Regions from separate parts of the Homo sapiens genome. Here region 1 is linked to region 2. A link is an interaction called in ENCODE POLR2A ChIA-PET data of the cell type or tissue named here. Cell type or tissue: A673. All regions are shown on one strand. Region 1 overlaps LOC124907974 (a long non-coding RNA gene). Region 2 overlaps ABCA12 (ATP binding cassette subfamily A member 12).

Region 1 (2,500 bases), 140 kb before region 2:
AGAAGGCAAAGGTTGTGGTGAGCCGAGATCACACCACTGCACTCCAGCCTGGGCAACAGAATGAGACTCGGCCTCAAAAAAAAAATTATATTACTAGATGTAAAGGAAAAAATAGACTCCAATACAATGTACAATAATAGTGGGGGACTTCAACACCCCATTCGCAGCAATAGACAGGTCATGTGGACAGAAAACAAAAAAGAAACACTGAACTTAAACTGGACTTTAGACCAATGAACTTAACCTTTACTGTTTCCAATGGCTACAAAATACACATTCGTCTAATTAGCACATGAAACATTCTCCAGGATAAATCACATTAGTTCACAAAAGAAGTCTCAGCAAATTTTTTAAAAATCAAAATCACATCAAGTATGTACTCAGAGCAAGTATCTTTACTGTTAATCTGATTAGATTCCCTTACAGGTGACTAGATACTTTTCTCTTACTGTTTTTACAATTCTCTTTATTTTTGACTTTTTACAGCTTGACTATAATGTGCTGTGGAGAATGTCTTTTTGCATTATAAATATTTGAGAATCTCTGAGCTTCTTGTATCCAGATGTGTAAACATCCTGCTAGACTCGGGAAGTTTTCCACTATTAATAAAACTGGAATAAAAGTGGACTAAAACTAGCAATCAATAAGAGTAACTTTGGAAATGATACAAATACATGGAAGTTAAACAACGTGCTCCTGAATAACCACTGGGTCAATGAAGAAATTAAGAGAGAAAATTTTAAAAATGTATTGAAACAAAAGAAAATTGAAACACAGCATACCCAAAACTATGGGATATAGCAAAAGCAGTGCTAAGATGGACATTTGTAGCAGTAATACCTACATCAGAAAAATGGAAGATTTCAAATAAACAGTCTAATGATGCACCTCAAGGAACTTGAAAAGCAAGAACAAACCACATCCAAGATTAGTGGAAGGAAAGAAACGATAAAGATCAGAGCAGAACTAAATAAAATAGAGACTTAAAAAAACAATACAGGCCGGTCACTGTGGCTCACGCCTGTAATCCCAGCACTTTGGGAGGCCGATGCGGGCGGATCACGAGGTCAGAAGATCGAGACCATCCTGGCTAACACGGTGAAACCCCGTCTCTACTAAAAATACAAAAAATTAGCCGGGCGTGTTGGTGGGCACCTGGTAGTCCCATCTACTCGGGAGGCTGAGGCAGGAGAATGGCGTGAACCTCGGAGGCGGAGCTTGAAGTGAGCCGAGATTGAGCCACTGCACTCCAGCCTGGGCGACAGAGCAAGACTCCATCTCAAAAAAAAAAAAAAAAAAAATACAAAGGATTAATGAAATGAATAGTCTCATTAGAGACTATTATGAACAACTATGCACTAACAAACCGGAAAACCTAGAGGAAATGGATAAATTCCTGAACACATACCATCTTCTAAGGTTGAATCAGAAAAAAAATAGAAAACCTGAACAGACCAATGAGTAACAAGATTAAACCAGTAATAAAAAGTCTCTGAGGAAAGAAAAGCCGAAGACCAGATGCTTCACTGCCAAATTGTACCAAATGTATAAAGAATTAATGCTAATTTTCCTGAAACTATTCCAAAAAGTTGAAGAGGAGGGAATTACCCCTAACTCATTCTATGATACCAGATGCTGTCTCTCCTGCTCTGCCGTGTGAAGATTATGCTTGCTTCCCCTTCGACTTCCACCATGATTATAAGTTTCCTCAGGCCTCCCTAGCCATGCCTCCTGCACAGCCTGTGAAACTGTGATTCAATTAAACCTCTTTTCTTTATGAGTTACCCAGTCTCAGGTAGTTCTTTATAGCAGTGTGAGAAAAGACTAATACAATAATGAAGGACAAAAACCATATGATCATCTCAAAAGATGCAAAAAAAAGCATTTGATAAAATTCAACTTGTCTTCATGATAAAAACTCTTCACAAACCAAAAACCCCACCAAAAAACTCTTAAAACTAAGAAATTCAGTAAAGTCTCAGGATACAAAATCAATAATTAAAATTAGTAATATTTCTATACACCAATAATGAACTAGCTGAAAAAAAATCAAGAAGGCAATACCATTTACAATAGCTACAAAAAATACCTAGGAATAAATTTACCCAAGTGGATGAATGACTACAAGGAAAACTACAAAACACTGATAAAATAAACTGAAGAGGACACAAACAAATGGAAAGACATCTCATGCGCATGGATCAGAAAAATTAACAGTGTTGAAATGCCCATACTACCCAAAGCCATCTATAGATTCAATGCAATTGCTATCAAAATATCAATGTCATTTTTTATAGAAACAGAAAAAAAATCCTAAAATTTGTACAGAACCAAGAAAGAGCCTGTATTAGTCTGTTTTCACACTGCTGTAAAGAAACACCACAACTGGGTAATTTATAAGCAAAAGAGGTTTAATTGGGTCACAGTTCCACAGGCTCAACAGGAAGCATGGCTGGGGAGGCCTCAGGAAACTTACAATCATGGCAGAAAGCGAAGGGGA
Region 2 (2,500 bases):
CTGCAAAACTGGACAAATAAATAGATTTTATAGAATTATTAGAAAACTAAATGTTAGAAAATATATATGCATATATTTTTATGTATGTTTATAAACATACACACATATCCACATGTATATCCTTATTTTATACTAGGAACTACCCAGATGGCACCTAAAATTTAGTTCTCTAAACAGCTATCATTCATATCTAGGGGACTAAAATTAACATCATCTTAATCTAAATTTCAAAAATTCCAAAAACATTATAGAATGCCATGAAAGTGTACACAAATACTATCTATTGCTGGAATACACATTGAGTTTACTAAGAAACTAGATAGGGAAAAATTACTATTAGCTAATTTGTACTACATTTAACTTCACAATGTCAAATTTTTAACAAAAGCCTACTACTTAACTAAAGCATTGACTCAACTGTTGATACAAATCACAGTACTTATATAATGTAGAAATGCATGTGCAATAACAATATTTCTTTAAAATGCACTAATGGCTATAAAGGAACTAAAAGACATGTTTTGAGAAACTAATTGCGTTTTCCAAATACAGGATGAACTCAAGCATAACTGAATTTTCTGATTTTCTATCCCCAGTGTAGACTGCCCATCTTATCGGTAACATAAAAGCTATAGAAACAGAGTATGGATATTAATTTTGAACTACCTCTGGAATAGTGCCTATAGACCACTTAGAAGATAGAATATAGTCTTTAATTAGGGCAAGCTCCATTTTCTTCTTCAAAAACATTACTATCTGTTTAGCAAAAGATAAATATTATAAATGCTTAAATAATAATTATTCCTGAAACTAGATCCTTTATTTGGGTTTGGTTTTTAATGAAAATACTTTCTAATATTTAATTTTTCTTTTTAGCTAAAAAAAGATGTATTCTTTAATTGAAAGTTGCTTTTCCTAACTACTTATTTCTAAGTCTTAGAAAAAAATTGATGGGAACCTTGCTCCATTACTTTAAGGCTGGTGATTCCTGATGTTTTAGAAACCTAGAAACATAAACTGCTCTGTCTGGTTAAGAATATTTTGTTGAGATTTTGTGCATGAACAGACAAACAAGTAATTAAATTACAAAAAGTAGCATCTTGTCTTTTATATTATAAGAATAATTTATACTGTAGCCATTTTCTCCTTGAATAATCTTTTGTTTCTGTCTGCAAACCTTGAAACAGAATCTGGTTTAATTGCTTTTTGACTCCTTAGTGTGCTGCTGGTTGTGCAGAAGGTTTATCCACGTTTTGCAACTAACGAAGGTTTCAGAACCCTCCAGAAGTCTGTTAAACATCTGCTGTACACTCTGGACTCCCCAGCTCAAGGTATTATATTTCCATCTTACTGTGTTAAATTCAGTGTCACAAAGCCCATTGGAAATATAAAGCAGAGTGCAATGAAAGTAATCATGTAGAGATGATATTATTCTTAGGTGGGGACATATGCTATGAATAAATCTGGATCTCGAGTTAATCAAAGTGTGGAGAAAGGGAGAAATGGCCAAGAAGAGGGAACTGTGGCTTTCTAGGGTTTTTAGTTAGGTGAAAATGATCTCTGTTAGCTTGTAAAACTATGTTTATACTTGGTATAGAAAAAAAAAATCAGGGACTATGCCTCAACAAATCGATTTCTACCTTATTATTTGAAACAAATGCCTAAAGTGAATTGCAGTATTTTAAAATTCATTTTCAAATTTTGATTTTCCAGTAAGACAAGGTATAACATGTTGGTAGTGAGTCACAAAATGTCCCTTTGGCATATCTAGAATGGTACTGTCTACACTCACATGGAGACATACAGCTACATACACACAGACACATACAGACAAAGGTTTGGAGATGTAAGGAATAAATCCCTACTTGCCAAGTTTGGTTAACAATTTATCTCTGGTGAATAAATTTAGAATTATGCTTTCTCAGCTGAGTTTGTCAGCTTTTACATATTTCAACTTTTACCTTTAGATTACAAAATAAGCATCCTGAGATCATCAGGTCAAAATCTGATTGTTCATTACATAGTATTGAAATATCAATTTTCATATAAAAAGAAAGCATGCCTGTGAAGGCTTTGAAGAATTCTCACTGGAGGGTCCAACAATACTCTTGGATGCCATTTTCTGTTAGTCTAGAGCATTTTTTATATCTACAGTTTCAGAATTGATGGTTAGCTTGCAGGATTGACTGTTATTAAATTTGATGGTCTTGACGTCCATTAGAAAAACAGGATTACTCTTAAAAAAAAAGTTTAGGCTAGAAAACCAGACAATGTGCTAACAAACATAATTATTTCCTCTGTTTTCTTTTCATATTTGCATTTTAAAGGCTTAAGAACTTAATGGTTCTCCTTATTACCCTTTCCTTTTTATCTTCAGACTCATCCTTTATAATTAATATAAAGTAAAGTAATAAAGTTACATTTTTAAAAATTTTAAGTACAAAGCTCACCTGTGCTTCAAAAGCTGGAGAAGTAAGCAGGATTTCTTATTAAGCAGGGA

Evidence for each region. Peaks named below come from ENCODE experiments on the same cell type or tissue, not always from the same donor. Only the 100,000 strongest peaks of a DNase experiment are listed, where the experiment ranks them.
Region 1: POLR2A ChIA-PET joins it to region 2 with 11 read pairs; 2 of 35 experiments call an interaction of 5 or more read pairs at or near these places.

What each region holds. Positions count from the first base shown.
Region 1 is chr2:215,177,328-215,179,827 of GRCh38, reverse strand. It overlaps LOC124907974 (a long non-coding RNA gene), which reads left to right. Exons shown (of 2, transcript XR_007088074.1): 2 at 487-2,500. Among named protein-coding and RNA genes, the nearest start is that of ABCA12, 40 kb to the right of the region's middle. In A673, no CTCF peak of the experiment used is centred here; a DNase peak (open chromatin) is centred at 1,507.
Region 2 is chr2:215,035,784-215,038,283 of GRCh38, reverse strand. ABCA12 (ATP binding cassette subfamily A member 12) reads left to right here. Exons shown (of 53, transcript NM_173076.3): 8 at 1,219-1,331. Among named protein-coding and RNA genes, the nearest start is that of ABCA12, 100 kb to the left of the region's middle. In A673, no CTCF peak of the experiment used is centred here; no DNase peak of the experiment used is centred here.